Regions from separate parts of the Mus musculus genome. Here all the other regions are linked to region 1. A link is a loop called in an ENCODE intact Hi-C map of the cell type or tissue named here. Cell type or tissue: gastrocnemius. All regions are shown on one strand.

The links. Peaks named below come from ENCODE experiments on the same cell type or tissue, not always from the same donor. Only the 100,000 strongest peaks of a DNase experiment are listed, where the experiment ranks them.
Region 2: a loop joins it to region 1, with 2.9 times the contacts of the local background. A loop is called at or near these places in 5 of 42 quality-filtered maps.
Region 3: it touches region 1 in a loop (2.7-fold over the local background); 27 of 42 quality-filtered maps call a loop at or near these places.
Region 4: a loop joins it to region 1, with 5 times the contacts of the local background. A loop is called at or near these places in 28 of 42 quality-filtered maps.
Region 5: a loop joins it to region 1, with 4 times the contacts of the local background. A loop is called at or near these places in 23 of 42 quality-filtered maps.
Region 6: it touches region 1 in a loop (13-fold over the local background); 3 of 42 quality-filtered maps call a loop at or near these places.
Region 7: a loop joins it to region 1, with 6 times the contacts of the local background. A loop is called at or near these places in 19 of 42 quality-filtered maps.

Annotation. Positions count from the first base shown.
Region 1 is chr19:21,035,892-21,039,891 of GRCm38, forward strand. It overlaps a transcript of Tmc1 not described here. Among named protein-coding and RNA genes, the nearest start is that of 4930554I06Rik, 67 kb to the right of the region's middle. In gastrocnemius, a CTCF peak has its summit at 1,711 (motif pointing right); DNase peaks (open chromatin) are centred at 841, 1,126 and 1,721; H3K4me3 peaks cover 545 bases; H3K27ac peaks cover 2,044 bases.
Region 2 is chr19:21,133,387-21,137,386 of GRCm38, forward strand. Gm32979 (a long non-coding RNA gene) reads left to right here and starts at 3,881. Exons shown (of 3, transcript XR_386592.4): 1 at 3,881-4,000. In gastrocnemius, no CTCF peak of the experiment used is centred here; DNase peaks (open chromatin) are centred at 336, 2,062, 2,423, 2,761 and 1 more place; H3K27ac peaks cover 1,066 bases.
Region 3 is chr19:21,263,184-21,267,183 of GRCm38, forward strand. No RefSeq gene overlaps it. Among named protein-coding and RNA genes, the nearest start is that of Zfand5, 7.1 kb to the right of the region's middle. In gastrocnemius, no CTCF peak of the experiment used is centred here; no DNase peak of the experiment used is centred here.
Region 4 is chr19:21,268,968-21,272,967 of GRCm38, forward strand. It overlaps Zfand5 (zinc finger, AN1-type domain 5), which reads left to right and starts at 3,311. Exons shown (of 6, transcript NM_009551.5): 1 at 3,311-3,775. It overlaps LOC115489044, which reads left to right and starts at 2,491. Exons shown (of 2, transcript XM_030251153.1): 1 at 2,491-2,523; 2 at 2,808-3,775. The coding sequence starts at 2,491. The coding sequence ends at 3,500. In gastrocnemius, no CTCF peak of the experiment used is centred here; DNase peaks (open chromatin) are centred at 2,403, 3,211 and 3,721; H3K4me3 peaks cover 2,092 bases; H3K27ac peaks cover 2,268 bases.
Region 5 is chr19:21,562,809-21,566,808 of GRCm38, forward strand. No RefSeq gene overlaps it. Among named protein-coding and RNA genes, the nearest start is that of Gm38486, 31 kb to the right of the region's middle. In gastrocnemius, no CTCF peak of the experiment used is centred here; a DNase peak (open chromatin) is centred at 1,523.
Region 6 is chr19:21,142,155-21,146,154 of GRCm38, forward strand. Gm32979 (a long non-coding RNA gene) reads left to right here. Exons shown (of 3, transcript XR_386592.4): 2 at 996-1,316; 3 at 1,693-4,000. Among named protein-coding and RNA genes, the nearest start is that of Gm32979, 6.9 kb to the left of the region's middle. In gastrocnemius, no CTCF peak of the experiment used is centred here; a DNase peak (open chromatin) is centred at 2,064; H3K4me3 peaks cover 1,196 bases; H3K27ac peaks cover 2,851 bases.
Region 7 is chr19:21,371,096-21,375,095 of GRCm38, forward strand. No RefSeq gene overlaps it. Among named protein-coding and RNA genes, the nearest start is that of Gda, 100 kb to the right of the region's middle. In gastrocnemius, CTCF peaks have their summits at 455 (motif pointing left), 1,496 and 2,427 (motif pointing right); DNase peaks (open chromatin) are centred at 2,203 and 2,376; H3K4me3 peaks cover 180 bases.

The DNA.
Region 1 (4,000 bases):
AGAAAGGAACTTGGAATCTGTTTCTCGTTCCCAACATTGTACGAAGACTCTTAACCATTCTAAATTCCCCAAATCAGGGGGAGATCGGTCATAAAGATGAGATGGAAGGTAAGTTGAGGCCAGAAGGGGAAGATACCTCAAATAGAAATACAGCCATGAGACACATAAAATCAGTCATGCAAACACACACAGCACACATTTACACTCCTACCATTTCTTTCCTAAATGAAAAAAAATCCATGCATTTGAATTTGAAAGAAATACTACAGACAGCAAGATGGCTTCCATGTGCAAGGTGTGAGCCACCAAGCTGAAAGACCTGATTTTCATCCTCAAAATTCAAATGGTAGAAGGTGAGAACCAACTCATGAATCTTTGGCTTCCACACACACACTGTGCCATGCAACGAATAAATAAATGTCAAATGAACCTAACAAAGGGGATTCGTGTTTTAGGGGGAACAACCAAGAAATGAAGCAACCCTGCTGTACAGCTTGAGGCCGCCTGCCAGCTTCATCCAGGCCTCCGTTCTCTAAAGGGGTTTCTTCTGTGGGTGGTACCACAGCTTATATTTTTCTATGAGAGTTTTTAAAAACAGACACAAACAAACAAAACTCCAACCATTTTCTACCTCATTTTGACAGTGAAGCATAAAGACCACGCCGGTTTATATTGATATTTCTTGCTGAAGGCACTTGACAAGCAGTAAACCCGGAAAGGGCTACAGGGCCCACCCTTTCCACAGCAGCAGGCCAACAGAGTGTCTTTGAGGAAGTTGCTTTGACCGCGGCAGCATGAAAAAAAACACCCGGGCTGCCAAAGAAAACACGGAAGCAACAGGAGATCTGTGGAGTCAACTCACGAAGCCAGCCCTCTCTTTCACCAGGCGTCTGCTGTGCCCACCACAATGTCTGCCTTACCTTTCCCTCCCAAATTCATTGTTTTGCCTCGAAGGTCCAAAAGCTTTCTTCTTGACCATTTCTTCAGATCTTTCCTATCGTCACTCGGCCCTCATCCTCAGCATAGAGGGGTGGCTCTATTCTCAGACATATTGGTCCTGCCTGCAATGGCCATGTCCTTGTCAGTAAAGACTACAGCCCAATGTGGCAGAAGATAGTGTGTCGCCCCCTCCCCCCACCTCCACCTCAAACAACAGAAATCCAAAACACAGAAATGGAGAGAGTGCCCACTCTGGCTGGACAGCAGGGAGAGCTGACTAGGACAGAAGAAAAACAGACAGTGACTGAAGATCTTCTCCCCCCTCCCCCACCCCCCACCCCTCCCTCCAGCATGGAGGGGTGGGGTAGTAAGAGAAGCAGCCAGAGATGAACAATATCCTCCTTGACCAGTCAGCTCTGAACACAAAGCAATGTCTGAGCTATGCACCTGCTCCTGTTTTTTTTCTATGGGGCTAGTGACGGGTGGAGATCCCAGCTTCCTTATGGCCAACATCTGTCCTTCTCATAAACCCTACTTAATTACAGTAACTTGAATGTTTCTCTGTTCAAACCCTGAGCAGTCTTTTCAATAAATGCAATTCACAACCCCCCCCCAAAGAATCTATATTTTCTATTTAAAAAGAAAAAGGAGTTTTGCTTATATTTTAACAACAATGACGGCAGAAAGTTCCCAGAGTATTATTGTTTAAGCATTCCTGACTTAAGTTTGCACTGAATTTAAAAAAATTTTCTTTCCACCAGATGGCGCTATTGCCAGCGCTGGCAAACCTGCGCTTGGGACCTGCTGCAATGTCTAAATAAATATTAACAACTCTTTGTCCAGTTTCCTGCAATTGCATCACTGTTTTAACAACTGCCGTCTCCTTACCTGACCTGATAAACATGCCTGTGGAACCCTGTCATCTTTATTCTTTAACGCATCCCCTGGAAGGTGAAGGCTGACAAATGTATTGAAGTGTTACGCTTTAAGATAAGCCCTAGATGCCCAATGGAGCATACTGGTTACTACAGGACCATCAATTTAGAAGAAAATGGTCATGTAGTCAACAGTCACTCAAACACGCAGCATACACGATGCTCTGTGCTTTGGGAGAAGACGGCTTGCACAGGCTGCACAAGATCAGGCCTGAGGGGTAGAGTAACCCAAAGGAGTAGAGAAAGGTGTAAAGGAAGAGAAGAAGGAGCAAAGAAGACAGGAGAGGGAGGAGGGGAGATAGGTCAAGAGCAGAAGGACGGCACGCAGGCGGGCATGTTAGCATGGTCTGAAGGACTGAGAAGACGACAGAGCTTTGAAAATGACAGGAAGAGTCACAGAAGGGAACTGGACGATCCTGTCACTATGACCCTGGCCTTAGCAATCGTCAGACTTACATGTGATCACCCCTCCTACACTTCCAGCCCTGAATTCATGACCTTTGTATGGTCTGACCGGGAGCTGCCTACTAAATATCTGTGTGTGGTGCCACCTGTGAATTCCCTTGCAAAATTCAGAAAATGGTAAAAGGCCTGGAACCATGTTCCTTCATCCTTGGCTCTAGATCGTCTGCCACCAAATCCTCTAGCTCAGTAAATCTCCAAATACAGTCGCCGGAGCAGCACCTCCAGGGAACATAGAGATGTAGAAGGTTATTTCCCACCCAGGACCTACTGAGTGGGGTGTCCAGAATCTTCCATTTTAACAATGCTCCAGGAGATCCAAAATCTCTTCCAGTTTAGAGATCACAGGCCAAGACCTCTGCTCTACCATTTTGTACCCGGGCTACTTTGTGGCCTTACAAGCATCCTTCACCACAAGAGGCTTCCTTTGGTGTGAGTCTCAGCCTTGGCAAACTGGCTGTGATCCACCCTCGAACCAGTAATCAGGACAGATGGGCACAAGACTCCTGGTATTCTTTAAAAGCCATTCTTGGAAGACAAAGGCTGACACGCACTGCTTAGTGATAATTCCTTACTTTAAGGAGGGGGACTGGTTCTTTTAAATGCACATCTGCTCTTGCAAATCCCAATTTTTTTAAGCCACCTAGACAACACGGACATTTCTTTAGGCCCACAAAGCAAACGTGTGAATCAGTCAGTATATTGACAGAGAAACCACCATGTATCTCCAGGTCCCCACTTGCACTGGACTTCATCTCTGTCGGCTCAGAGGGTTCCCACATGCTTCTCTGGGTCTCTGGGCCCCTTTTAACCATCCATCATGGAGTAGGCTTCAGAATCCCATTCTTTCTTCTACTTTCCCTCTCCTAGTAAATGCCCATTGGAGGAACTCCCCATTTGCCCAAGTCCTGATGTAGTGCTACCCCAGTACAATTAACAACACACATTTTCATTTCAAATAATATTCTGTTTTGGACAACACATTCTATAACCCTTTCACCTATTCAATGCTATCAATATCTGTCTAAATCCCTTGTGACTTGTGACCCTGGCAAACTGACCTTCATTTGTGACTCTTTGATTCTGGTTCTTTGCAAACTGTACACAGGGAGAGCTTAGTAGACAACTATGGAATGACTGGACAACTTTCCTTCCTTTCTTCCTTCCTTCCTTCCTTCCTTCCTTCCTTCCTTCCTTCCTTCCTTCCTTCCTTCCTTCTTTTCTTTTTTGAAACGAATACTAGTTATGTGCCTGGGTTATAACAGGAAACAGAGTCTAGAGAGTCTCCAAGATAACACAAGCAATAGACAGTATGGCTGGCATCTGAGCCCCAGTTGGCACGTCCCAGGCTCATGGCTGCACAACAAGGAGATGCCCTTTCCCATCCCAGTCCGTGGGTATTCTGCGATTCTGCGGCAGTGCCGGTTGGAGTTCCACCTGTCTTGAGTAGAACTGAGCTCAGTTGGAAAGCTGCAGATGTTTCTTTCCTGTTGAAATGGCAATCTGCTCTGAGGACGTGAAGCCCACGGTGCTCTGAGTACAAAGGGCAAATGCATGGGAGAAGCCAAAGATCAAACAGTCAAACACACTTGTGATAGAATTTTTCATGAGCTGAATTCAAATGTTATCATTTGAACCCAAGCTTCTCTCCCTTGGATGTAAAC
Region 2 (4,000 bases), 97 kb after region 1:
GAGTTCTAAAAGACACAGAGAGCCTCCCAATAAAATATTCAAGACATATGGGACACAATTAAAATTAAAAAAAAAAAACCCAACCACATAGCATATGAAGGACATAAAACACAACACACATGGGAAAAGCTATCAGCAAACATCAACAATGAGATGAGATAGACGCTGAAGTGATCTGACAAAGCTTTTAAACCCTGGGGAAACCCTAGCTTTAACCACTGTGAACTGTATGCTTATTATTCAGTACAGAGATCTGTTCATAGAAAGTGTTAAAGTGAGATGGGCGGTGGTGGCACATGCCTGTAATCCCAGCACTTGGGAGGCAGAGGCAGGCAGATTGATGAGTTCGCAGCCAGCCTGGTCTACGGAGTGAGTTCCAGGACAGCTGGGGCTACACAGAGAAACCCTGTCTTGAAAGAAAGAAAAGGAGAGGAGAGGGGAGGGGAGGGGAAGGGAGGGGAGGGGAGGGGAGGGGAGGGGAGGGGAGGGGAGGGGAGGGGAGGGGAGGAGAGGAGAGGAGAGGAGAGGAGAGGAGAGGAGAGGAGAGGAGAGGAAGAAAACTGAGAAGTGAGAATACTATCTGGGGGTGGGGAGGAGCGGTGTTTCTTGCTACATAACTAACTATGCTGAACAGACTTTACTTTAGCGAGGTAAGAGAGAAAATCTGAGAAGAAGGGTTTGCTTTGGCTCCCAGTTTTAGAAGTTTTGGTTCATGGCTGGTTGGTTCAGGCCCCAGGCAAGACAACACACCACATATGGGAAAGTGTGGCAGAGGAACCTTCTAACCTCCTGTTTCGTTGGCTGAACTACAGAGTCTGGTGTCCCATAATTCCTTCAACAGCATTCCCTCAATGACCTAGTACCACCCCTTCTTCCCCCACACGGGTCCATCTCTTATAGACACACACCATCTTTCAATAGTGCCAAGCTACGGACCCGGCCTTTAACACTTAAGGCTTTGGAGGACACTCTTGTTCCAGATATAGTAAATTAAAACAATAGGAAAGCACACTGCCTGCTGTGGGAGAGCAGTAACAAGACAACATGGGGAAATCCTTGTCTCTTAATACTCTTCCAAACCAGACTGCATTCCAAACAGTAAGCATGAGACACATGCTACTCCAAACATGAAGAAAAGGACTGAAAAAAGAAAATTGTTGGTCTAGCAAGATGACTCGGGGTAAAGGTGCCGGTTGCCAAACCTGACAACCTGAGTTTGATCCCTGGGGCTCCGGAGTTGAAACTCCCATAGCAGTCTTCTGACCTTCACACATATGCTAATGGCACATGTGCACTCTCATCAATATGTACACATGCACGTGTAAGTAAAAAATGTAGTTTTAAAAAATTTGCAGCAAAAAAGAAAAGTCACACACAGAAAAAAAAAAGTACTATGAAGTTTTTATAAAGAAATGCCCCCAAGAAGCTCTTCGCATGCTAATTGGGCCTCTTGAATAGATGAATAATTCAAAAATAAATCTTAGGGGCCAGAGGTTCAGAGAAAGAGGTGCTGGCTTACCTTCAGGCTCCACCCATCACCTGTCAATCTTCCCACCTTATTCTCTCCTGTACATTGGAGAGGGGAGTATGATGAAAAAATATGTTTCCTTTAGTTAGGAATGACATACGAGTTTTTTTTTTTGTCTGATTCCTATTTAGATGCATCTAAGATGGACTGGACAGCTCTCCTGAGGGTGTCTGGGATTGGATTACCATTTCCAGGTTTTCCTGAGCAAGAAATATAGGCTATTTCTGTTGGATAAAGCTCTCAGTGGCCTTTGTCACGTCAAGAAGGAGCATATGGGTACCTGAGGCAACCTTAGCAGAGCAAGGCTGGATGCTTCCTTAAAATAACCAAGGACTGCGAAGGGAACTGCTCTGTAACATACGGAGTTTACTTAATAGAGACAAAATAAACTTCCTTTGTGGGATTAAAGAGCAAGAAAAGAGCCGTAGAAATGAGCCCATTTTTGTCACTTGTCCCTAGAGCTAGAATTTCTCAGGGCAGACATGGGTAACCATCTGCCAGCTCAGGGAGCCAACAGCACCTAGCCAAGTGACAGTAATCCTGTCCCTTCCCATCCTCTCCCCTCCTCTGCATTTACTCCTAGGAAAGGTGAGGAGAGAGGGAGTAGGAGGAAGAGACCCACTGGCCTCCTTTCTCTCTGTAGGCTTCAGACTGAAGCAGGACAAGATTAGCTAAAGGAAAGTCCGTGGTAAATACTATTTGGCATTTTATCCTGGCAAAGCCCTGGAGACTGTCAAGAAGGCATTGAGACTGCCTGTGACTTAGTACCTTTTATTTGACTGAAAACACAAAAACAAAAACGAGTCATGGACAGCCTCAGATGCTCACTCATCCAGGGTTGGGGGGAGGGGAGAAATGATCTCCCAGAATGGAAGGAGGGGTAGGAGCCATGAACAAAGCTGCACCTGGCCAAGTGCTCCCACTGAGCCCCATATGTGTGCCACACACACACACACACACACAGGAACACTTGCTATTTTCTCTTCTCAAAAAAAGCTTTGAATAGCAGGCGACTGCTGAAAGTTGTTATTTTAAAAGACAAACTGTGGGTGCAGCCTGTCGACAAGTGGCAGCGTGAGAGGACTCAGTGTAGATGCTGAGGTCAGAAATTTCATTGAAGAGTCCCGAGAACAGTTTTAGGAGGGGGTGTTTGGATCTCCCTGGTGGTGCCAGTCCTTCTGCCCCTTTGAATTTCAGGGATTTCTTCGAACATTGGAAGCACGAGTGGCCACCCTGTGTGGTGCCTCATGCCTCAGTGCTTATGTTTCTGTAAGCTGTCAGTCATGTGAAATCCTTAGACACATCAACTGGTCCCGCTTGGCAATAAAATTGAGTGTGGGTAGAGAGATTATGCTATGCACCTGTGGCCTTGCCATTTTAATAAAACCCAAGGTGGTCTCCGTTTTCCCTGTACACCCTCTCACCACATTATGCAATTTAAATTTTGTATAAGGAAAACTTAAAATAAAAGGCGCTTTACATCAAGACTTGCCCTTAAGATTCCGTCACTTTATTGGCCCTATGAAATTCTGCATCTTCATATTAAGTCACACTATGGTTAATGGTGACTTAAGCAGAAGTCCGTCAGAAAAATGAAGCTTCCTGAAACCATATAGCCCAGGGGAGTCTTATAAATAGTTGTATATAGAAAGCAAACATTGTTTAAACAAAACAAAACAAACAAACAAAAGCCGGAGGATTATAACAGTAGAATACAGGGAGCAAACATCCTCATTTCCTCCAATGATATCTTTCTAGGTTTGTAACCAGAATTCCTTTCTTCCCAACTCCCGTGCCCCTGGATTTTCTCTAGAACCTTGTGGAGATAGACAGGGCATCCTTCTTAGCTTCTGCTGAGCTGCCCTCAAGCTTCCATAGTTACCCCGCAGATGTGGAGGTCCCTCCTTTCTTCAGTTGACTGTCAGTGACAAGAGGTGTTTAAACAGCAATCACTTCAGTGCTGGGAAGATTGCTGCTGGTTCAATTCCCACTGTTTTCTGAGTGTTTAATGCCTATTCAGTATTGTGCATTTGCCCAAAATCTTCTGAGCCTTAAGCCAGTAGTACCAGAAGACAGCAGATTGTCTGAGCCTCAGGGGGGATTTTTGCCCAGTTTGTTCTTTGGTGATTATTGTCATAGCAGAACTGGATCACTTGCTGAAGAAGATATCTTGGGGAAAAATTATAATAATGTTTCAAAATATGAGAAGCCTAATGTTTGTAGAAACTGTAGATGTATAAATAGGTTATGCATTTGAACAAGGAGGAATTACAATAGATCAGGGCTTAGAAACAAATAAATACTTTATTAATAAGGCTCATCGCAGCTCTTGGGATGTGTTTGAGGGAGTCAGGAAGCATGCATAGCCTCAAGCTCTCCCAAATCATATATGGTCAAGCTAACAGGACCTGAATCTGCCATAGTTCATGGGCTCTCTGGGGGCAAGGGATGAGAGGCACTGGAAAAACAGAG
Region 3 (4,000 bases), 230 kb after region 1:
AAGTTCTTGGACCTTTTCTCAAACTACTGGCAAAACACTCATAGACACAAAAATTATCACCAGGCCTATATAATAACCGATTACTTAAAATCAGCCAGTCACTAATTCAGCTGAGACAAAATACAGTCCATTATTGAGTATGTGTGTATGTTCACACGTGAAGATCAGAGGACAATTTGTAGGATTCTGTTCTCTGCTTCCACCCATGGGGATTAAACTCAGGTCTTCAGGTACTTTAGCTGCTTAGCCATCTCTCTAGCATCATAGTCATTAATTATTACAGAGGCAAACATTGTAGAGAACCATTACATTGCATTTTTAACTGATTTGTCCTAAATATAAATGAATAATCCTTTGGGTTGACAATTTCAAAAATGACTTTTAAATACTGAGTTGGTTTGGCCTAATCTCTGAACTGTGAGGAGGACTGGAAATGAGGGAACGTGATGTAAATATCAAATCACATCCAAAGGATATCAAAACCCAGCAAAGGCCTTGACTACATGCGTCCTTTCACATTCTCCCTTAGGGAGTACAGAGACAAAGAAGAGCTATCTATGGCAGGATAATAACAGTACCAGAAGCAACTCTACCATTATATATATATATATTTTTTTTTTCAAGACAGGGTTTCTCTGTATAACCCTGGCTGTGCTGGAACTCACTCTGCAGACAAGGCTGGACTCAAACTCAGAAATCCACCTGCCTCTGCCTCCCAAGTGCTAGAATTAAAGGCATGTGCCACCACTGCCCGGCTTTACCATTATAATTCTATCTTCATCACGTGACAAGTATTCTTGGTTGGCAACTTGACTGTATCTGGAATGCTCTATAATCCAGAAATAGAGGGCACACCTATGAAATATTTTTTGCTTGGTTTGAAGTGAGTGAATTTACATCTGATCCATTTCCCACCTTTGAGGTGGGACACACATCTTTGATCCAAATCTTTTTTTGTTTGTTTGGTTTTTGTTTTGTTTTGTTTTGGTTTTGGTTTTGTTTTTGTTTTTGGAGACAGGGTTTCTCTGTGTAGCCCTGGCTATCCTGGAACTCACTGTGTAGACCAGGTTGGCCTCGAACTCAGAAATCCACCTGCCTCTGCCTCCCAAGTGCTGGGATTAAAGGCGTGCGCCACCACGCCCGGCCTTTTTTTTTTTTAAGATTTATTTATTTCATGTATGTGGATATATAGTTGCTGTCTTCAGACACACCAGAAGAGGGCATCAGATCCCATTACAGATGGTTGTGAGCCACCATGTGGTTGCTGGGAATTGAACTCAGGACCTCTGGAAGCGCAGTCAATGCTCTTAACTGCTGAGCCATCTCTCCAGCCCTTTGATCCAAATCTTGAGGCAGGAAGACACAACATCCATCGTTAATTCAGATCTTGAGGAGGGAAGACAGACCTTGAATCTGGGCCATACCTCCTGTTGGAATATTATATAAGGACATGAAAGAAGAAAGCTTTTGCTCTTTACTTGCTTGTTCATGCCTTGCAAGTAAGTCCATTCCTTCACTGGCATTAGGGCCTACTGGTTTATAATTCCAGCATAGAACTGAAGACCAGCTGAGATATCCACCCTCTTGGACTGAACAACTACTGGTTTCTTAGGCTTTCCATTAATCACCTTCCATTGTTAGATTAGTTGGACCATAGCCTGTAAGTGATTCTAATAAGTAATATATATACATAAATATACATACACACATATTTATGACTTATAATTGATTATTATTACATATAATTTTATATCAAATCATTATATATATCATATAAATATATTAGTATAATATTAATTATATGGTATGTATCATATACATGTTTATGATATATCATGTATATATCATATATATGTATATGATTACATGTCCTATAACAATACAATATATTATATAATTATATGTGTTTATAATATTCTATCATATATGTGAATTATATAGTATATAGGATATAATTATATCATGTGATATATAATATATGTATAATATGTAATATATTACACACACACACACACACACACATATATATACATATTTTATTCTGTAAGTTCTGCTACTCTAGAGAACCCTGACTAATATTGCAAAATAACCCCAGATCCCTATATTCTAAGCTAGACCAATAGCTTACATTCCTATTTTTAAGAGACATTTCTACTTTAAGAAATTTAATTATAGTTGCTTTTTCTATTCTGGTCACTCTCTCTTCTGGCCCATTTTCTAATTTACAACTTAAGTGATCCTAAAATGATGATACTAGCTTATTCTTTAGCAGAATACAAACAGTGGCAAGAAAATCAGCCAGGCTCCCCTGAGGCTGGGTTGTCTGGAACTCAGACTTGAGTTTTTCAGCTCCATATGATTAGCGTATGCATCCATAGCACATGGCACTTTACTTTCATAGTATTTGCCAACTCATAGTTAAACGTTGACTTGATATTATCCTTTTTGCCTGTGTAAGGTTAAGAGCCATGAAAAGTGGGTAACATGTTTTCCCACCAATATGTATTTTAACATTTGTTTCAGCTGGTGCCGATCAGCATTTGGGGGACATAGGTAGGAGGAACAGCTTGCTCTCTGTCACACTCAACAACCAAGGGCATTTCTTAGACTTTCAATATCTAGACTAGAGCCAAACTGTGAGTTTAGATGCAGAAAAGAATTTTAGGGCTAGCTGAGTTTATGAAGCCAAGTTGGGGATTAAGAAAAATCCTTTAATACAGGTTGAAGCATGAAGGTTAACAGAAAGAGGTTAAGAGAAACACCAAGAAAATAAATACCTGAGAGCATGGAGTGGGCACCCCAAAGAAGAGTGTCCCCCCATTGCGCCCCTCCTCCAGGCCAGGGAGAGTCACAGCTCATTGTGCTTGACAACACTCAGGTATAGGATTTTGGTAGGATTTGAAGTTACTATCTTGAAAGGGTTGCTAAGATACCTGAAGGACAAAACTGGGTGATCGATCATCTTTACCGTAAAAAAAGTTTAAGACTCTGGCTTGAGATTCTCAAATGTCTGGGAAAGTAATGAGGCCTTACGCAGGTCATATACAGTCAGGCCTTAATCCTGCTTCACAGTTACTTTTACATAAAATATCTATATACAGAAGAAATGTAACCTTGATGTCAGAAGCTTTTCCTTCCATATCCCTGTAATTCCTGTCTGTCTGTCTGTCTGTCTGTCTGTCTGTCTTCTTCTTCTTCTTCCTTCTTCTTCTTCTTCTTCTTCTTCTTCTTCTTCTTCTTCTTCTTCTTCTTCTTCTTCTTCTTCTTCTTCTTCTTCTCTCTCTCTCTCTCTCTCTCTCTCTCTCTCTCTCTCTCTAAGATAGGATTTCTTTGTGTAGCCCTGGCTATCCTGGAACTCACTCTGTAGACCAGGCTGGCCTACAACTCATAGATCCACCTGCCTCTGCCTCCGCAGTGCTGCAGTTAAAGGCTTGTACCACCTTGCCCAGCTAATTCATGTCTTTCTATTTTGTCTCAGTTTCCCCATAGTCTCGTAGTCTCAAGAAGTCTGAAAATCGATCTTTTATGATTTCTTCTGTACCAAAGAGAGATAGATCCTAAGATTGGCTGTTGGAGATTAGTTCTAATTAAGTCAATAGGAAATCTGCATGTCCAAATGCTAAAGGTCCTTGTCCCTAATTGCTTTTTGACTGATCAATAAAGATGCCAGTGGCCAATGGCTGGGCAAAGAAAGACTGGATGGGACCGTTAGATTATGCAGGCGTGGACACAGGGGAAGGAGATGGAGGATCCTCGTGATGTGGTGGCAGGCGGAAGAGATTAAGAGCAGCAGAGGGAAGCTCATCAGAAACATAGGAGGAAAGGGAAAGCGGCCCCTAGAAGGACTGCCCAGAAGTGTCTGGGGCAGCAAAGACCAGTAGGCCTCACAGAAAGTAACAGGCCAGCAAAGTTAAAGGTAAATTTAGAAGGTGTTGAGCCAGGAGTACCAGAGGGAAAAGTATGCTAGCCAAGGGAGGACTAAAACTGCCCAGCTTTTGAG
Region 4 (4,000 bases), 230 kb after region 1:
GGTGCTATAGAGCCCATTCAGAGCTGGTCCACAATCCCTTGGGATCTAGCTGACCTGAAGGTAAGGACCAGACTGCTGGCTTTCCTTTTAGCTCCGATAAAAGTTTAATTTCCTTTGGGTTTTACATTCTTTCCTCGCCTATACCCTTTCTTTTTGGCTTGGGCCTTCAAGTACAGTTATTGAACACTCAGAAGATCAGTCACACCAGTATTGAAGATCAAATAATGACTTAAAATTTTAGTTATTGCTGGGCGTGGTGGCACACGCCTTTAATCCCAGCACTCGAGAGGCAGAGGCAGGCGGATTTCTGAGTTCTAGGCTAGCCTGGTCTACAAAGCGAGTTCCAGGACAGCCAGGGCTATACAGAGAAACCCTGTCTCGAAAAACAACAAAACAAAACACACAAAAAAAAACCCCCACAAAATTTTAGTTATTGTATGACACTTAATATCTTGACAAATTTTTAATTATCCCTTCAGAACTTCATATATGTATACAATCTATTTTGATCTGTATCTACCCCCAACATATTCTCTTCTAGCTTTGTGGGATTTTATTTCTTTTTTAAAAATAACTGAGACCAGTAAGTTTTGCTCATGCGTGCATAGGTGTGGGGTCATCAACAGGAAAATGGGTAACCTACATGGGGCCATACTAACAAAACTTACCCTCCTCCCCCATAGCGGCTCAGGTGTCCAGAGCTCCTCCCCATCCATGCTAGAAGATGGCCTTCCACTGCACTCCTCCCTGTCTTCTGGCTCTTACATTCTTTCCTTGCCCGCCCTCTTCCATAAAGTCCCCCCTCTATCTTAGGGGACAATGACATAAGTTAATTATCCTGATTTGAATTCTTTTTAAAACAGGAACTCACTATGTCACCCTGGCAGACCTGAAACTGGAAGCTGGAATTAAAGGTGTGTGTGTGTGTGTGTGTGTGTGTGCTACCACACCCTTCTAAAATAGTTACATTTTTAATGAAAACACAGGAAGCTGTAAACTGAAACTGGATGGTTTGGAACTCCCCATCTGGCTGCTGTACCCCTGGAGATTTACCTGTCTCTGCCTCCTGAGTGCTTAGATTAAAACTGTATACCAACCACTACAGCCATTTTTTTTTTTTTTCTTCCTAGTTTGGTTTTTCAAGACAAGGTTTCTGTGTAGCCCTGGCTGTCCTGGAACTAACTCTGCTACCACTGCCCGACCTGCTGCCTTCTTTTTTGAGACAGGGTTTCTAGGCAGCTTTGGCTGTCCTGGAACTTGCCCTGTAGACCAGGCTGGCCTTGAACTCAGAGATCCATTTGCCTCTGCCTCCTTAGTGCTGGGATTAAAGGTGCGTGTATGTGTCACCATTAGACTTAGAGCATGTGGGTTTTTTGTTTGTTTGTTTTGTTTTCTCGTTTCCTCCCAAAATATTGACATGGGGTTATTGGTCCTCTTTAATCTCTTGATCTCTCAATCTCTGTCTGTGATGTTCCATTCCTTAACAGACTCTGCTTGTGCCTTTACTAACTAGACGTAGGCAGGTCTCTGTGAGTTCAAGGCCAGCTTGGTCTAAAAGGCAAGTTCCAGGTCAGTCTGGGCCACACAAAGAGACCATCTCAAAACAAACCAAACTCTCTCTTTAATAAGCTTATCAGAACAGCTCCTAGTAGAGACGGCTGGAGCTGAGGCTTCTCTTTCTTTCTTAAAACTCTTGTCACACTGCATACAATTTTATCTGTTTGTTTATGTGTCAATATTACCATGTGGTCACCATAAATGCATTAATACATGTAGACAATATACTGATTTTAAATTACTCGGATTTGTATTACTTGTCAATTTTAACTTACACTATTGATAAGTTTTGTTAGCATCAACAGCTTGATTTTAAAATGACTTTGTTGTTTAAATTGGACAAGATAAATTATAAAGCTCTTCTTTTTAAAATGGAAGAATAAAAAGAGACAGACAATAAGGTATGCTCTATTTAAAAAAAATCTCTGAAGTTATTTTTATCCTCATAATTACGGTTTCCATTAGTCTCTAGCGCTTCAGGCAAGAGCATCCTTCATCATGACTGCCTTACCCTGACAAATGGACAGGGAGGGCATTTTTCTCAGTAAACTGCTGTGATAAATAAGGAGACCCTAAATGAAAAATAGATGACACTGAAATGGCTGGTAAATGGTAGCAGTTAGTTTTATTATTTACTAGTTTACAGAAATAAATCCCAAAGATCCTAGGACAAATGACCCAAACTAAGTCTGAAATACATTACTTGACCATAGCAATATAACCCCGAAATAGGTTTTTAAAATGTATTATGTACCGGTTAGTCCACTTGCTGTGCAGGGAGCAGTTAGATTTGGAGCATCAGGGCAGCACCCCTCCCCCACACTACTTCCACAATATCACAAATACAAAATCTAGAAATGAGGTTCGTGTGTCCCAGTCAAGGCCAACCCTAGGGTACCTTAGAGATAGGCCTAGGGTTTTTAAATACCCGAAATGAAGGACCCTAAGTGCATAAATGCCGTTAAGGTAGCCCTTCAAGGCCTACGGTTCTTAAATACCCGAAGTGAAGGACCCTAAGTGCATATTTGTAGCTAAGGTAGTAGCCCTTATGGATTTCGGCAGAGACATTTTGTGACCAGAACCCACGGAGAGACCAGCAGAAAGCTTCTTCTGTTCGTGCTCTGGGCAGGTACCCAGCACCTTGCCCTTGCCTGGGGTCCGGCTTGTTTGTCCCTCTTGCTCCATCTCATCAGGCTTGTCAGGGTTCTCCGTGCTTCACTGGAATAGTAAATTTCCAGGGGTTTCTATAGGCTGGCTTAACAGTTCAGAACGGCGGCGCGGGGCTGGGGCTGGTGGGCGGTCCTAGCTCAGAGCTGGCAGCGCACCGCGACCTTGGGCGGTGGCAGGCGGAGCTGCGGCGACACCCGGAACCCTGCCAGCCTCCTCCGGGCCGTGCCTTCCCGTCCCGCGGGGAGGGGACCCCGGCGGAGCTGGGGACGAAGCGTGAGAAACTGGGCTGGTGTGGGTGGCTGAGGGCGGACAATAGGGTTAAAAATAGAAGCGCTGCCTCCGTGGACCCGCCGCAGCAGCTCCACCCAGGGCCCCGCGGGCCGGAGGGTGACTGGGCGACGGTGACCGCAGCCTCCGGACTCGCCCCGCCCCCAAGTGCGGCCCCGCCCCCGGCTAGTGCCTGCAGGTCAGGGGCGGGGCCTCGTCCCGCGACGTCATCGCGCCGCGGGCGTGCCGACCGGGTTTTCGCTGACGCACAGGCCCCGCCCCCGCCGCCCTTTCCCTCAGATCCCGAGCGCCGGTCAGAGCCAGAGCGTCAGTCGTCGGGATCGCTGAGCGGTGTGCATCTGGTCAGGCGTCCGCTCGCTGCCCGGAGTCGCGCAGAGTCTCTGGCGAACGCGGAAGCCCGAAGAGCGCAGTCCTCGGGCCCCGTCGGCGCTCAGGCCTCTCCGCGCGCCTCCTCACTCGGCCGGGACGTCGCTGTGGAGGCGTGAGGTGCCGGCGGCCGGGCGCCTGGAGCGGCGCTAGCCCCGCGGCCTGCGGTTCTTCTCCTCCCCCGCCGCCCTCCCACCCGAGCTGCGGCGGGGCTCGGCCGCCTCGGCGCTTCTGCACGAACAAAGGAGGCCTCCGCGGCGCCAGCGCAGCTCCGCCTGCGCTCCGCTCCGCTCCGGCCCGCGGCGGCCGCTAGCCAGCCCTTCCCGGAGGCCTCAGCCCGGCCCACCGCCCGGCGTCGCGCGCCAGCTCGCTAGTGCATCCGGGCCCCCGCAGGGTAAGTGGCGCGAGCCGGGACGGCGCGGGGGCGGGAGCACGCCCGATCGGCGAGCACAAAGACGGGCCCGGCCGGGCCAGCGGGCTGGACGGGACAATGCCCGGCGTGCCGCGGCGCCGGGTGCCGGCCGGCCGACCGACCGACAGGATAGACAATGGCAGAGGCGGCTACTGCCGCGCCTGGCTCCCTGCACAGCCGAGTTGTTCCGGCGAGGGACCGTCGAGT
Region 5 (4,000 bases), 530 kb after region 1:
AGTTTTCAGAGGGGAAACCAGGAAAAGGGATAATATTTGAAATGTAAATAAAGAAAATATCTAATAAAAAATAAATAAAAAACAAAAATAATTAATTTTAAAAAAAAGAGTGAGAACTTCTGGGGGCAGGCCACACAAATGCCATTCCTAGAGAGATCCTGAGGGTAGGAGAAGCTGAACCTCTAGAGGAAGTTTGCTCACTCCTTAGTCTATGCTGGAAGTCTCCTGGAAACAGCACTCAGGCCTCGTGGAAAGAAGGAAAGACATGAGCCAAGATACAAAAGAAAGTGGAAGGTTGATAACTAGAAGCAAAGCCATAAAGGGGAACAGGATGCTAGCCGGCCCTTTTCCTGACTGCAGATCAGGTCTGCATGCTACACTGCTTCCTGCTTGAGCATCTTTCATCATCTTCACATCTCCACACCTAGTGTTAACCGCTCTGCCACTAAAGTGTTGCATACAGGGGATTGAAAATCTGGCTCAGCAGCTGAGTTCCTCCTGCACTGTAGAAGACCTGAGTTCAATTCCTAGCAATTCTCATATAGCAAGATTCACAGACATCTCTAAATCCAGCTCCAGAGACCATATGCCCACTCCTGGAAGCCACAGACATCTGGACTCATGTACAAATACTATACTATACTATACTACACTATACACGCGCACGCGCGCACACACACACACACAGAAAGAGAAAGAGAGAGAAAGAGAGAGAGAGAGAGAGAGAGAGAGAGAGAGAGAAATAGACAGACACAGAGAGACAGAGAAAGGCAGAGAGACAAAGACACTACACATATAATTAAAAAATAAACTTAAAAAAAAAAAGAAAAAAGAAAAGGCTGATGCTAAAATTCCTTCCCTGAGAGAGATGTGAAGGATCTCTACCCGTCCTCCTAAGGACCCAAAAACAAACTGGGGCACAACTACATCCCAAGTTTGCCAAGGATAACCCATATTATTAGGCTTCCTTACTTAGCAAAGGGTGAGGGGTTCTGGGCAACACATAAATGACCTTAAAGCAGCTACACTGGACAGTCTGCACCCAGTAGGAATGATGGTTTCCCCATAGCTAGGTAGACAGTCTCATCCCCTCACCATTCCCAACTAACATCCTCAAAGCCCTCTGCCAGGACCACAACCCATTAGGGAAGAACTGCACAGGACTGGTCGGGAGTGGCTGGATTCAGGTGAGGGACCCGTGTCCTTCTCCTCCTCATCCTTTTATGAAAGAAGGTAACGGTTAAGGGGCCCAGCAGAACTCCTGAGGATGGAGGGAGTTTGGGTCGGAGGATACTCCTGTGATACAAAAGGACTATCTATAACAGAATGCTCAGGCTGAACTGGAACTAGCAACTTTGGTACCATTTTCTAGTCGTGCGTCTGCTCAAGGAATTGGTCCTCCCTGCTGAGAACAACTGTCTACAAATCGCCTCTGCTCTCGGGCCTGTGATTTCAAACTTCATTTGTAACCAGGCATTGTGCGCATGCTTTGACTCCTTGCTTCCTGAGCTGGCTGGCTCTGCCACCTGGTGGTCAATCGTGGTAACTTCATGCCCCATCAAACTAGGGTACTCTTCTTTGAGCCCGGGGTAGTTTATTAGTGTATGCCATGCTGTCTTTGTGACAAATACATGAATCAAAGACTGTAAGAGCACCTGTGGAAATGATTTTAAGTCTGAGAAAATAGACAAAATGTAAATTTAAGCGGGGAGAGGAGCCTTGGGGGTCCCCAGTGAATGTACTTGGCATAGTAGGCTATGTAGCACTGAAGTTCATAGCTCTGAGTTCTGCATTCACTATTGCAGTTCACAGCTGTATTCTGTCCTAAACACACAACTGGCCATCTGTGTGAAGGAACCTAAGGGCTCTTCTTGGCATCAATTTTTTTAAAGATTTATTTATTTATTTTATGTATATGAGTACACTGTAGCTGTCTTCAGACACACCAGAAGAGGGCATCAGATCTCATTGCAGTTGGTTGTGAGCCACCATGTGGTTGCTGGGATTTGAACTCAGGATCTCTGGAAGAGCAGTCGGTGCTCTTAACCGCTGAGCCATCTCTCCAGCACCTCTTTTTGACATCATTATGACATGCAGTCTGCATTGTTATTCTGAAAAATATTTTATGAAATACATCCATCCATCCTAATTTTGGAATGGTAATGTATGTGAGTAGCCCCAGAACACAGAAGGCTGAGGCAGAAGGATTGTGAGTTCCAGGAAAGACAGCCTGAGTTACACGATGAGTCTGAAAAGATCCTGTGCTACATGTCTCAAAACAAAAAGAAAACCAAGACGGAAAGGAAAGGAAAGGAAAGGAGAGGAAAGGAAAGGAAAGGAAAGGAAAGGAAAGGAAAGGAAAGGAAAGGAAAGGAAAGGAAATCACCCATTCTAGTGTCTCATAGGCCACAAAGGCTGAGATATTAGTAGCTTCATCTGACAGTATAGAATAAATGACCAGATGTCACACCATGCATCTGTGGTGAGAGAAACTCTAATTTGTGTAGTAGGTTTAAAGATACATAATGATCTGAGTGGAGAGTTGGGTTCTAAGGCTTTTATTTATGGAGAAGCCATTTAAATGTTTGTAAGCTGCTGATAGATTGTATCACAGAGAGGTCACTGTCATGTCTGTCTTAGAGTTTCTATTGCTATGATAAGACACCATAACCAAAGGGCAACTTGGGGAGAAAATGGTTCATTTTATAGTTTCTCATCACAGTCCATCACTGAAGGGAACCAGGGCAGGAACTCAAAGCAGGGCAGGAAGCTGAAATCAGGAGCCATGCAGAAGCCATGGAAGGGGTGCTGCTTACTGGCTTGTTCCTCCTGACTTGCTCAGTTGGATTCTTGCTCACTAAGTGATATTGGGCAAAGTATACATTTTCAGCTGCCATGTAAGAAAGCTAATAATGTACTCCAGGGCTGTACTGGAAACACTCTGCACAGATCACCTGTGCGTGTTGTCTGCACAAAATATTACGGTGTTTGAAGTGTAGCTGTTAGTGTCCTTGACACTTGCTGATTGTGGAAGTTTCAAACCTCCAAAAGCTTCCAGGTTCTTGTCTGTAAACCTGGTTGTAAACTTTGATATTTTAAAACCTACTTTTAATAGGGATTTTCAAATGCTTTGACCACCACCACCCCCTACACGTATACACACCTTCTTGCCTACCATCAAAAGGTAGCAGAGAAAAGATGGTAAATAAAAAAGTGGATGTGCATCTGTTTAGAAGTAGTTCTTTGGGGGCAATTCCTATCTCTGTGTAGTAGCAGTCCAGTTCAGTAGTGTCTGAATTCCAAGTGTGACTCAGCAGCACAATCCAGCAGAAACAACCAGGCTTCCACTGAGTCACTGAGTTGGCACAAGTCACCAGGAGTGACCAGAACCAGCCAGCATGCCAGAAGTTCTCTGCTGTGCCTCTCTCTACAAAGTGAAGATCAGCAAAGCTGGGAGACCAATGAAGCTTTGCAAGGTTAGCTATGCGAGCACACAGTCACTGTCCATTGAGTCCAGTTTGTATTCTCTACAAACATCATGCGTTGCGTGTTGCTTTTGCTGCCCCACCTAAGCTCCAGGAACTGACTGCCCCCGCCCAGAGAATATTGGATTCGTAGATGAAACTCACAGACACACAGTTGTTCAATTTCAGCTTCCTTAGTGGCACAATTGCTGGGCGCTACTTATCTCCCACCTGAAGAAGTGTGCCCTTATCAATACTCTTAGCTCCACACCTCTCCACCTGCCCTCAATTTTAGTTGCCGTGTTACATTTAGTCCCAGGGAAACAGCTCCAACCACCTGCCTGTAGAAGTGGCCTGTGGAGATCTCACATGGCTGCTTGGCTTTTCTCTCTCCGAAGCATGGCTGCCTCTCTCTTCCTGACTCTCCTGCCTCCAGGGACCCGGAAGTCACACCTATTCCTTCTGCCCAGGAATTGGCCCATGGCTTCTTTACTGACAGATTAAGAACCAATTGGGAAACAGTACCTTGTTTGTTC
Region 6 (4,000 bases), 110 kb after region 1:
CAAGTGTACCAACTGATAACAGGAAACAATTGTATCTGTCAGTGAGTTAAACTTCAGGTAACCCCCAACTTCAACTTCCATCACAAAGGTACAGAGAAGGATATCACCCCAAGTTTTGCTTGAAGTCCTGATTCTCAGACTCTGTGAGCATTCTGGATGTTTGCTTTACAACAACTAGTTTAGGAATAATTTAAGCAACTGTAGCCTTTTATTTTTCATCACTGTGAATTTCTATTTGTGGGGATCTTGGCAGAACTCAGGAATCACTGTTACCTCTTGATTTTGGCTTCGATACTATAGCTCTTCTTAACCAGACAGTAGATTGTAATGGTCTAGAAAGTTTAAAAAAATGGCAATATCTTGATTCAGTGCCAATTATAGTGCATAATTTGAAAATATTCCTCATGCATTGCAATAAGACTCCTCCAAAGGGGGAAAACCACTGACTTATTACTACTCCTTACATTGTGTGCCAATTGATGAAGACTTCCCATCGTCCATTAACGGTCCAGAAAGATCCGCTTATACATGGGTCTTAAGAAGACTGCATTTGCAGTCTGAAAGAACTAGAAGTAAACCTGGTGCTTCTAGTACATAAGTCTTTCTCAGTAGAATCTAGGTTAGTAACAAAAGATCCCAAACTATGGGTTTCACAAGAGAATCTCCAGTATATTAACCATGACCTTCTCAGATCTTCTCTTCAAAAGCTGGAAGATTTGAAACAAGGCAGCGATGTTCACTTTCATCCTCCTTCAACATTGAACTAAATGTTCTAGCTAACGCAACTACAGAAGAACAAAAGTAAAAGATATCCATCTGGAGATGAAGAAGTAAAAGTGTGCCTGTAAGTGGTATGTATGTGAGAGTGTGTGTGTGTGTGTGTGTGTGTGTGTGTGTGTGTGTGTGTGTGTAAAATCTGGAGAGGTTTATAGTGTGCCCTACTATGTCCTGAAAACAAAAGGCATTTCTGTCCATCTTTCTTCACCACTTTCTAGGACAGCAGTTCACCAACCTCAACGTGGAGAACAGAGCTACTAAACATGAATTCTCAGGCCACATTCCCAGAGATGCTCAAACACTAGCTGGAAACTTCATCTTAAGAAGCATTCTAGGCTGGGGTGAGGCATGTGAACTTCCATACTAGACTTTGTGAAACACAGAACTCCATCTTTCAGAAGTCCATGTGTGCAAGGAACTCCTTACAGCCAACAACATCACCTATGTGGGGATCTGAGCTTATCTTCCCAGCAAGTTCTGTGACTTTCCACATATCCCTTGACCTCAGGCTTCCTCAGTTCCCTTCACTACAGAATGAGGTAAATGAATATTATATTCTTAAGAGTTTGATGTGAGCACTCAATGTATTAACATGGCAAACATATTTATTGCCACGTATGTGACATATCTGCCTGTCCCGGGGCACTAGACTTCTCATGTAGACACCACAGCCAAGTGCATCTTTGTCCACCCTATTCACCTTCTTTACCTTCCTCTGACCCCCTCAGAAAAGCTGTGGGAAGCAGACACCGTTAGTAATGAGATGAAGAATGGGCCGGCTGTTCCCTCATAAATGGGAGCCCTTCTCAACCTTAAGGGTCCATAGCAAATCTAAGTCTTATCACCAGTTGATTTTGTTCTTTTCAATTTGATGTATACCCTTTGTGAAACCAGGTTTCGTTTTCTTGTTTCCAGTGTATTTCACCAAGAGCTCATTTCCATACATAAACAGAAGACTCCTGTTTTTACAACTTCCTAACTCCTAAAAGGTATTGACTCCTCCCCCATTCAGCAGCGCAGTAGCAAGCCTGTAGAAGATTGTTTTGCACCTGGGGAGGTAGCTTCCACTGCTTGAATAAATAATTTATGGGGATCAACACTTGCTTAAATGAATGAAAAGAAAGATGAACTGGAAAGCATCTCTCTTCCCTCCCCAAATCTCCTCATGAGAGAAGCATTAATGGCATTCCTTGATGTGCACAGGTGGACAGAGCTGAGCTGATGGATGCCAATTGGGACACTGCGGAGAACAGCCCTGCTATGAAGCTTACCTGATAGTGAGCTGAGAACAGAGGGGTTTTTTTGTTTTTGTTTTTGTTTTTGTTTTTGTTTTTTAACACCAGATACTGTGACCACTGACAACCAGGGAAACCAGCTCTTGGCTAAACGTGTGGTTTCCTGAAGCAGCAAAACCTCAGAAGGAGAGAAAATTAATCCGGTCAGAAAGAAGGACTCAGAGCGAGCTGGTGATTCACACTGTCCTCGGGAGGAAAGCTGGACGTGCCCTCTTAAATACCCTTCAACTGTGGTTTCCTACTACTTTGTTCAAACGTCTATTTATTCCCAAATATTAATTGTATCTCAGAAGGAGTGTGTTTAAAGATTTGGCTTTAAATTTCCCTCTAGAAAACTCATTAGAGGTGGACAGAGCTGAATTTAAGCCACTCTGTTCACAAAGTTCTTTGGAGCTCAAAACGTACGTTCAGGCAACATAGAAGAAAAACTAGAACTTTGGAGTTGACGTCCGTATTTCTCCTAGTCTGTAACACAATACTGTGCACGCCTGCAGGGAGAAGAAAGAATATATTCTTGACCTTAAGTGACCAATTCTTGATCCCTTGTAAACATGAACGGCTGGCAGCTGGGCTTGTGTGTGCTAAACTCCACCCCCTCATTCACATACCGCGTTTGGAGGAGCTTAGCAGCACTTCCTGTTTGAGGTCATGACCCAAGATCAGAGTAGCTTAGGCAGGGTCAGGAAAACAGTATCAGCTCCTGGGACTGGCTCCCTTAAGCCTTGAGTCATCCTTCCCTATACCTGAAACTTAGAAGCCAGAGGTGGGCAGAGAGCAGCAGGAAAGCTGATAATTAGAGACAAGCCTCCCCCTGTCCCAAAGGCTCATTTCTCCCAGTTCCCTACTCTCTCTCACACATCCTCCTCCTCCTCCGAGGGGCTAGAGGAGTGGATCAAAGACGGGATTATACCTCTTTGAAGTGGTGACATCGTTTATGGATCTGAAGTCACGTCTTTTCAGACTGTCAGTAAGGCAAGAAGAGCCTCAGGAGCTCAACTTTCCGAAATGAACCTGTCTCACAGCTCTGCGGCAACCGAGGGACAGGAATGGATAGCCACAGCATCCTAAAAAGGATGTCTTTCCAGCACACAAAGTTGCTTGATTAATTAATTCAGGCATTGTAATAACTGAAGTAATTGAAAACCAAGTATTTATGGCTGAACAGAACCTCAAACAGGTCTACTGGTTTGTCAGTCAAGGCTGGGGTTATTGCTATATAATCCCTTAGGTTTTTAGTTTTAGGTTTTTCCCCATGAAAGTCAAGCTAAGTGCCCAAGGCTGCTGTTCACTGCCATGTGTGCACATTACCTTGTGATAATAACAAATGCAATCTGAGGACATTTATATTCACAAACTTTGTCCTCAGAGTCAAGGATAGGAAGGGGGCCAAAGGCTGTGCTCGGAAGTCCAAACAGCAAATTTTAGGTAAAATGGATGAAAACTCTAGTTAATATCTATGACCGTGTTGTGCCCACCTATGGCAGTCTCCATAAATTATAATAAAGCCAAGAGAACCACATTACTAATGAACATCAATAAAAGGATTGGATAAATGAAAGTTAAAAATAGAAGATTTTAAGCTGCTTTGTAGGATGATAGAAATCTTACACAGTCCCTCCTTATGTGTTCCTAAAATGCCTGCTGCCGTCTTCAGCACTCTCAGGACTACAGAATTCCTGCCTGTTCCACTGTGACTCTTCAACTCCACTAGTTTCAAAGATGCAGACAACTGGAGCCCTCAAATCTTCCATACATCAGCATGTGAAGCCTGCCTAACGATAAGGCACCATCCACAGACCATAAGCAACCACACTAAAAGCTCCTCAAAGGGAATTTTCTTCAAACTTCACTTTCTACGGGGACCAGGCCAGTAGTGTACAGAAAGATCAGGCAATTGGAAAATCTGGGCCCCACTCCCTGCTACTCTC
Region 7 (4,000 bases), 340 kb after region 1:
GCATATGTCAGTCACTGATTAGGTGGGTGGACATTCATTGCATTACTAGATGAAAGATTTGAGTCGGAAGATGACGATAAATCACACTTGACCTAGAAAAGTAAACATCAAGCTTTCAAATGCAGTCTGCTTAGCCTGGGCAAAAGATGTTTCTCTTCACCCCGATATTGCTTTCCCCAAGAACACCATCGCCGTGGCGTTATGGGACACGACTTTGCATTCTCTCCACTGCTGATTGTGCATGGGTGACTGTATAAAGAGATGCTTTATTAGTACTAACAGGATATTAATTATTCATCTCTTGTTGCTAAGCAATAGTTTATCTGTGATCATAAAGGTAAATCTGTGGGACTGGAGAGACAGTTCAACGGCTAAAAGCACTTTTGAAGCCACACCAGGTAACTCACAACTGCCTCTAACTCCAATTCCAAGGGATCTAGCGCCCTCTTCTGGCCTCTATGGGTACCTGCACTCATGTGCACATACTTAAGATAGAGATGTAACTAAAATTAATTCTTAAACAAACAAAAACCTCAAAACAAACAAACAAAAAAGTGTGTCAGTGTTAAAATGCAAAGAAGTCCTGTAATTTTGGATCAGTTTGAGCTCAGGTCATAGCCACTCAGTGCCTTCAAAGAGCAAGGAAAAAATAGAAAGTAAAACCTAAAACCTGCCAGATGATACTAAGGGAGATACTAAGGTCCTGCGGAGGGAGGAGGTTTGGGCTCACTGCACAGAGAAGTTGGCTTGGTTGCCTTGGGTCAGATCTGGTTCCCTAGTCACTAGACAAGCAGAATATAGTTTTCCAAACTACGTATCCATTAAGAATAGTAGCAGACACAGAGAGAAGTGGTATGAGGATTAGATAGAGTTCATAGCATCAAGTCGTGAGTAAGACAAGACTGATGGCTGCCCACCCAGAAGAAATACGGTACTACTGAAGATGCCGTTGGAACCAGGAGAAAGAGTAGCTTCCCCTGAACACAGCCTGGGCTGGGGCACACTAGGCTGCTGGGTAGAACAAAGATTGCCAGGCCCCTAGAACTGTTGGTCTAATCAAAGGGTGTGGGAGACAAAAATCGAGGCAAGAGTGTGGCTTCGCAGCATCTGAGACCCTTGGCCACATGACTGTCACTTTAATGAAGAGGCAGAGAAAGCACGCAGCACACAACTGTGGAGAAAGCTTTACCACGTGCACCTAGTGATAGACAAGGCAGTGGTTCTCAACCTTCCCATGGTTTCAAATCGGACATCCTGTATAGCAGATGCTTACGTTGTGATTCGTAACAGTTCAGTAGCAAAATTACAGTTATGAAGTAGTAGTTATGAACCAATTTTATGGTTGGGGGTCAGCTCAGCCTGTGGAACTGTACTAAAGGGTCGAAGCACTAGGAAGGTTGAGAACCACTGCTCTAGAGGGAATTCCGGAGCCTTGTGAGAGCACCCCAATGTGCCTTCCACCTCGGAGCCCTCTGTCTGGAGTCCTCTACTGATGAAACTTGGTATTACTAGCTGTCAGAGGAAGGTTCTGTCAAGGGCTCCACCATATGGTCACAGACCCCATGAAACAGGGGCGCTTTTGAAGCAGAGAGACAGGAAGTCAATAATCCCACCATGCTGTTCGTAAGGATCTCTCATTTCGATTATCTATTAGATGGGAGAGAACTGTCTCAAAATGGAGTATCTTGTAAACAGCGACTTTCCCATGAGCCTGTAGGCTGATGGAGTTCAGCTGTGTGTAATGTGATGTCACTCCGAGGACTGAGTGTAGATGCTCTTCTGGGCTAGTTCAGTGCATGGTGTCTTGCAGATGACTAGAGGGCTGTGTAGTGAAATGCTCTCGCCCTCCCCACTCCCCGCCGCCACCTCTCTCCCCGCCCCTCCTTCTCTACCCTGTCTCACTTCCTTCAACACTTTTGCTTACTCTCCATGCAATACTAGTACTTATTCATCTCTATGGACCTTCTCATCTGGGCCGTCTACGCAGCCTCTTCAATAATAAGCCTTTCCGTATAGACTTCTTAAATCATGGTTTATACCGTCCAGAAGCACAAAAGCAGACGCTTCCAGGTGTTCTCAAAGGCCTACACCCAGAATCAGCACATTACTCTCGCTGAACTCTAACGGCTGAAGTGAGCCCCAGGTGTAGCCCAGATTTAGTGTGTTAAAGGACTGCAGAGCAGGCATGCACAGGGGAGCCAGGTTAGGTTGGATGCCGTCTTTGAATGTCGAGCTTAGCCATCTGTTTCCTATAAAATGGAATCAATGTTGCCAGACTCACAATCATCACCATTTTCAAATAATAACCACCTAGTAGCAACATTTTTATAAAGATTAAAAAAGACTTGAGGAACGCCTCCCCACCCCACCCACTCTGGGCTCTTGGGAGTTTTTGAAAACATTGTTTCATGTGCGTCTATTCATATCTTGGCCACTAGGTGGCATACTGGTCAAACATTATCTTCACCTCCACTGAAGGCTGCTGAAAATTGCCACGTTTACAACTTGAAGCAAACATCAGTTCCCTTCACTTTCAAATAGTATTTTTTTCCTTAGCCTCTGGTTCACATAGAATACTTCCTTCAAGCTAGCAAATTCTCTTCTAACAATTTATGTTTCTCTATAGTGAAATGAGTTAGATAAAATGAGTTTCCCATCAGTGGAGGTGTGCAAGTAGAAGCTAGACAACCATTTGGCAAATTGCTAACAGAAATATTTTAACTCTATTTCCATGGCTATTTTCTGTAAATAGGGGAACTACCTTTTTTCAGACTGCGCATCCCCATTGTCTCCATCTGCTTTTGTGCTGATGTCACGGAGCTGAGTAGCTGGCCGGGGACCCTCTGAGGTTCTCCCACATTCTCTACAGAACCCAAAGTATGAACTCTCTTTACAGAGAAAGTTTGCAGGACTCCGAGCTAACCTGCAAACCTAGAACCAACTCTTGCTAATTGCCCTATTAATGCCCCTTATTTGCTTTGGCCTAGCATCCAACCCAGTTGTTTAACTTCTGTTGTCTGAGACCTTGATCTTCCTTTCCCGCGTTAACTTTTGGGACGATTCAACACGCTTCGGATTTATAGACGCAGCGTCCACGTGCTGGCCACTGCTGTTGCCCCAGTGCCGGTTTTATTTTTTAATTTAAATATATACATATATTTCAAGAAGCAATACATAAGACAATACAAAGTTTAGATACTTACAAATGTAAAAGAGAAGGCTGTGAAACATCCATTGAATTCTCAGTTCCTGCAGAGTAACCTGCTTCAGTAGATTACAAGCAGCTCCACAGGGCCGGTTGTCTGTGCCTGTGCCTGTGCTTGCAGGCCATTTCAATACAGTGTAAAAGCAATTACAAGAATATTTTTGTGTTTGCATATAGAATAAAGTCTCCAGAGCTAAACTGTAGAGTCAGAGGACATGAGTACCTTTCATTTTTTGAAAACTGTTACATTCTCCTTCTCAGTTTATTCCCCTCCATGTCTTAGTAGTGACAAACAAGGGCAGTTATTTCATGCAAATGTGATGTGGGGTGTGTGTGGTGGGGGTGCTGGGGACTGAGCCCTTAGCTTCATACATACTACACAGTGTTTGATTACTGTGGTATATTGTATTGGGATTGAGACCGGAGACAAAGAGCAGAGGTGCATATTTAACATGCCAAAGGGGACCTGTCCTCCAGGTTCTCCCAGCATCCCTCAGTCCCTACCTTGCAACCTTCACCCTCTACCCTGAACTTTCTAGGCCCAAGGGTTAGGCTTCCCCTCCCCCAAGAGTCTCTTTCATAAATAATCCAGACATTTTAGCGATCTCTCTCTCTCTTTCTCTCTTTCTCCCCTCCCCTTTCCCCCTCTCCCTCTCCCTTCTCTCCCCTCTTTCTTCTCCCTTCTCTTCCCTCTCCCCCCTCTCCTTTCTCTCCTCTCCCTTCTGTCCTCTCTCTTTTCTGTCCCCTCTCCCCTTTCATCTCTTCCATCTCTCCCCTCTTGCTTTGTCCCCTCTC